Linked DNA regions of Mus musculus: region 1 is linked to region 2. Evidence: chromatin contacts called from ENCODE Hi-C data. All regions are on one chromosome and are shown on one strand. The core of a region is the stretch at or near the end of the contact, and the rest is flanking DNA. Distances in the headings are between cores, read along the strand shown. Region 1 has its middle 3.9 kb from the start of Gm22660. Region 2 holds the start of Nkain1 (Na+/K+ transporting ATPase interacting 1).

Region 1 (2,700 bases), core at 192-2,691, 290 kb before region 2:
AAGCCAGGTCTCCTTGGGACACAGTCCCCTTTCAGCATCCCTGTCCTCAAGGAGTCTCACTTCTTTACCCACCCCTTCATTCAGGTAACCCCAGCCCACAACTCCCCCCATGGCAGCCCCAGCTGGACATCCCCCAACCCCTACCCCCAGCTCTCTGACTCCAGAGGTGCGCTGCCCACCTCTCCTCCGGAATCTGCCCCATGAGTCCCACCACACACACTCCAAGCCAGCATAGTAGGTGTTGCCCTGAGCATCTCTCCCACAATTATTGTTCTCCCGCGTGGTGGTTCTCCCATGGTTGTCCCTACTGTTGCAAGTAAGCCAGCAGAGCCCCACCCTCTCCACCATAGGAGCACACCCACGTCATCATGTGTTCCCACACACACACATACTGGAACCACCCCCTCTAGTGCTTACTTTCCGTCAACAAGTGTCTGCCCCCTCCCCAGTCATACAGGGCCTCAAGCTGGTCATAGGAGCTGAGCAAAACAGTCTCCATTGCTGCATGAATCTAGTGCTGGACCTTGCCCTGCTCAGGCCCCCTGATGTGGGTGTATTTCTGGACTGCCCACATCGGCCACACTGATCCTTCCAGGTGAGTCCTTTGCCATTCTGGACCTGAGGTCTCTCCCAGCTTCCCAGATAAACCTGTGATCCCTGGACTCTCCCCGAGAATAAAGCCAAATACGAATGTGGCACAGAGGGGCATGTTGTGTTCCTGGACAGACCGTGGTATGTGTGATTAGAGCCAGAGTCCAGCTACCTTGACATATACGTTTGTCTAACTACCCTTACTATAGTTGCTGTATTCGCTGAAGTTCATGCCCATCTCTGTGCCTGCCCCTTCTCCAAAGCACAACCTGCCCTGCTTTTCCCTGGACTGGATTACAAACACCTGGTGAACTAGCACAGTCCAGGGCTCAACTCGGTCTCTGGACCTGAGTCTGCTTGCAGGATGAGAGCTTCCCATGGAAGAAGGTGCCCCTGAGACTGGCCAGGCCAGTCTGCAGTCTGAGGTGGTGAGTCACCTCCTGGCTGCAAGTCAAGGAACCCTCAGTGCGCCCTTGTTTGGAGAAGACTAGGAGCCGCAGCGCGGAGACAGGAGGACAGTCATCAGGAGTCACCAAGGCCCTAAAACACACCGGGAAGGTCACAGAAGGATCCAGATAATTAAAAACAAAGAGGAGGAAGATGCGGTCAGATCCAGAACAGTGAAGGGGACCAAGGGAGAGCCCGTGCGCGCGCAAGGCCACATGCAAGAACGCGCAGGGAGCCTGGGTTTGAGCACGCGCTCCTCGCGCTCCCTAGCCTGCTCCACCCGCGCCCGGGATCCCAGCGTGGGCAAAAAATCGGAACCAATAGGCTGCCAAGCCTGGGCATTACCTCACCGGAACACCCTGCTATTGGCTGGCCCCTGCGCCGGTGCGCGCTGTTGCTATGACAGTTTGGACCGGCGTTGCGCAGAGATGCCAGGAGGAGGCTCCCCTCTTCTCTCCCGGGGATTCCCATTCAACTCCAGGGACCTCTGCTGGGACCTCAAGAGAAAAGCCGAGCGAGCTCCAGCAGCTCCAGCAGGAACCAGAACATCTCTAACGGCACCAACCACCTCTCTGCCACAACCATTCTTTCCATTCTGTGCCTGGCCCCACCCTGTCACTACACAGGCACCTGCAGACACAGGCACACATAACCACGCAGGGCAGTGCTGGCCTCTGCACAGATATATGAGTCCCTCCAAGTCTGTGCCCTGCAAGCCTTTGTTAAGGGCCCATGGGTACTCTTTGAGATACCCCAACTCAACCACTGGTTGTGGAGGCTTCTGGGAGACAGGAAAGCAGAGCTAAAGTTTTCTAGACAATAAAGACTAGGGAAAGGGTTCCATCCCGTGCTAAGACCAGGGACGGGAGGCACTTGGGGCGTTGTCACAAGAAATTAGATGCTGTGACGGGGAGACTGAAAAGGAGGAGTTGGCCTAAATCGGATAGAAACGCAAGAGCAAGGTCCCATAGGGTTTGAAAGCGATGCCAAGGAGCTCTGAACCACACCCAAGGAAGAGGAGGAGGGGTCGTGATGTGTGGGAACCTGTGATAAGAGAAACAAGTACTTTGGTTGCCTTGAAGGATGGACAGGAGGGAGTCCGGAGACCAGTTTCTGCAGGCACTGAGAGGGGTAGAGAAATGCTGAGCCCCCTAGCCAGAGCGGGAAATGTAGGCACAAAGGATGGGGACAGTCCATGTCAGGTGATTAAATCGCTGTCCCCCTCTTACCTAGGAAGTTGGAGGGGTGGGGAGCTTCCTGACAGCCAATCAGGGCCATCATGACGGTTCACGGCATCCATATCTGTGTATGCAACGATAGCTTCACCAGTTGCACTAAACTGAAAAAGATCTCCTTTCCTCCTACGCTCTTCTCCCCCTCCTCCCCTCCTCTCCCGGACCCCAGCTCTAGCACCTGGCACAGAACTTCATCCTAGATCCCAGCCCACCAACAGTGAGCTCCCACCAAACCCTGTCCCAGGATCATCTCTCTGACCCAGCCTCCACCTGCTCCTGCCTCCCCTTCACACACCTCCTCTCCCACAGCTTTGGTAATGTTGTAGCCACTATCTAGGTCTAAGGATGGTCTCTCTCTCTTCCCTCTCCCTCAACCCCTCCCCCACTTCCCTCCTCCTCTCTGTCTCTCTGCCCATCTCTGTCTCTG
Region 2 (2,700 bases), core at 29-2,528:
GGTGGCCAGGCCTTGGGTCTGTGGCATTTGGGACATTCAAGAGCCTGGCAGAGCTGGTCAGAGCCTAGCAGAACCCAGTCACTGTAAGGAGAGAGGCATCATGTGTCCAGTGCTTGGGTCGGTGAGGGCTTCTGAGCACACTGTCAGCATGGAAGAGAGAACTGACATGGGCTCACCCGAAGCCTCCAGGGGATCCAGTGGGGACCGGGCTGGCGCTTCCTTTGTGGGAAACAGGACTCTTTGGAGACTTTGATAAAAGCTGGGTCCCAGTCCCCACGTAAAGTTATGCTCTGGGTATAGAGTCTGGGACAGACTCCAGGAAGCCTAGCTAATCATGGAAACTGGCTGGACACAGCTGCCATTCCCTAACAGTGGCTGAGAAGAGTCCCCACTGTTATCCCAGTTGCTTTTTGGTGGTGTGTGCGTGTGTGCATGTGCTTGTGTGTGTGTTTAGTGTGCGATGGTTGATTCTGGGAATACCTGGGGGGCCTTTTGTTTTGTCACTGTTGAGAGTACTAGGATCAAATCCAGGGCTTTTCTATCCACTTGTCTTGCGTGTTTTAAAACGCGTTTATCTGGAATTTGGGAGGCTGAAGCAGGAGGATCTCTGAGAAGCCAAACTGGGGACCGGACTATTCCGGTCCCTGAGCTATGAAGAGTCAAGAGAACGGAAGACCGCTTCAAGCGCACTCTGGCTTTCATAAACCCAAGATATACCAGGTTCTGAAGGAAAGACAGAAAGAAGAAAATGTGGCCGGGAAACCAGGAGGGCTGGCGAGCTGGGCTGAAAACTCAAATGAAAATAAAGGGCAAAGTTGGAACTCCAGGGTAGGGTGGCTCCAACTCCCTCAGCTGGCCAAGCTAAGGGCTACTGTTGGGTTTACAGGACTGCATCCAAGAGACTTTTTTCCTACTTTGCCCCTGAGGCCCCTGGGCGGGGGTGGTCCAGAGAGGTAATGTGATCTGCCCAAGGTGACACGGCTAAGGAACAGCAGTCTGGACGCGACCCAGAGCTGCCAGCGCGCAGGACCCGCACTCTTCCACTTCGCTCCACGCCCCTCCCCTCCCCCGCCCCCTCGCTCTTCCGCCCCTCCCTCGCCTCCCTCCGGGGTGGCGGCCGAGCCACGTGGTGGGCCGGGAAGCGGCGGCTGCCGAGCGCCCGGGCGGCTGCCCCAGCTGGGCAGTGCTGCACCGCGCCGCGCTCGGTGCCTGCGGGGGCCGCTGCGCGCTGGCCGGCGCCGCGGGCGGGAGGTGTGCCGACGGCCGGCCGCAGACAAAGGAGGCGCGGCGGAGCCCGCGCGGACCGGGCGCACCATGCACTTGGGGTGCGGCCGGCCGGCCGCGGCTCTGGAGACCCGGCCCTAGTCGCCGGCCCCACCGCCCCGGGGCGCCATCGAGACGACGCGGCCCCGCGCGGCGCGAGGAGGAGCCATGGGCAAGTGCAGCGGCCGCTGCACGCTGGTCGCCTTCTGCTGCCTGCAGCTGGTGAGCCGCGCGGAGCGGGGTGGGGCGGCGGCGGTGCGTGGGCGCCACCCGGGGTGCGGGGTGGCCGGGCGGAGTCTGCCCCGCGCGGGCCGGCTTGTCCCTTTGTGTGCGCTCCTCGCCTCAGCCCCGCGCTCGCGCGCACGGTCCAACGCTCCCGGGTTGCACGCGTCGGTTCGCAATGGGTGCGTGGGCTCCCGCTGGGGGGCTGCGCCCCAGGACTGTGGCTCCCTTGGGGCTGGGGGTGTGTCCGAGGCTGGTCTGTGTACTCGGAGAGGTCCCTGCCCGAATGTTCCCCTCCAGATCGCTGATTCCGTGGGTACCTCATCCCTCTGGGCTCCGCCCCTGTGAGCGTTTCTCACAAAGTCTCTTTCTGCTCCTGTATTATGTCTCTGGAATGTTTTTAGATCTCTGGCCATTTCTGCTTCTTGTTTGGGTGGTGGGACCTGAGACTCTTTGAGAACCCTCGGCCGTCCTTTGTGCTGCTTTCCTGCCTCCCAGCACCCTCCTGACTGGGTGGCCAGGGATGGAGAACTACCTCCTTGAGGGGGGTGATCAGGAATTGATGTATCACGGGCCAGCCTAACCTGGCAGGCACCGGACTCACTCTGTGGTTCTCTTTAGTCTGACCACCGAGTCCTCCAGCGTCCCATGAGCCATCTGTTCTATCAGCAGCGGGTGAGGTGGGGTCAGGTAAAGAGTTCCCTGGTCCCATTGGATGAGGACACTTGAGTGTCTTGGGAAGAATCAGAGCATCTCGGGGCTCTGTGCTGGCCCCAGTTTGGGGGAAAATGAGGTCTTTAACTGGAGGGCAACAGAGTGAATCCGGAGGCTAAGAGTAGCTGAGGTCCTTGCCTATGTATTGGGAGGGTGATAGAGAAGAGACGGGGGTCTCCTGCCTCCCTTGGAACTGTGTTATGCTTCTACTCAAGACACTGTTGTGTAGGAACTGCTGATAGCATCGGGTCTGTGGAGGAGCCTGGGGCCTCATTCCTATGGGTCCCGTGGTCTGGATCTGCCTTCCGGCCAGCACCTGCTCCTCCCCACAGGTGCGCAGGGTGGTGGGAAGCTTTGAGTGAGATGTGCTGGTGGCCTCTGTCCTCTCACCTTTCCTTGAGTCACCGGCCCTGCGGCGCCTGCTGTTCACAGCATCGTCCTCTTGGGCCATGCTAGAACCTCCTCTCCTCCCACATTGGTGTGTTGGTGTTTTGCCCCTCA

Evidence for each region. Hi-C counts contacts between places; a loop is a spot of excess contacts on that map.
Region 1: a map of T-helper 17 cell shows a loop between it and region 2 (3-fold over the local background). The contact joins the enhancer-like site here to the promoter of Nkain1 in region 2. A Hi-C loop is called at or near these places in 1 of 37 maps with a recorded cell type or tissue (T-helper 17 cell).

What each region holds. Positions count from the first base shown.
Region 1 is chr4:130,860,457-130,863,156 of GRCm38, reverse strand. No RefSeq gene overlaps it. Among named protein-coding and RNA genes, the nearest start is that of Gm22660, 3.9 kb to the right of the region's middle. Within about 2 kb of position 1,441, at least 1 of the 3 ENCODE cell types and tissues checked has a DNase peak (open chromatin) inside an H3K27ac peak, as active enhancers do.
Region 2 is chr4:130,572,614-130,575,313 of GRCm38, reverse strand. It overlaps Nkain1 (Na+/K+ transporting ATPase interacting 1), which reads left to right and starts at 1,278. Exons shown (of 7, transcript NM_025998.4): 1 at 1,278-1,485. The coding sequence starts at 1,432.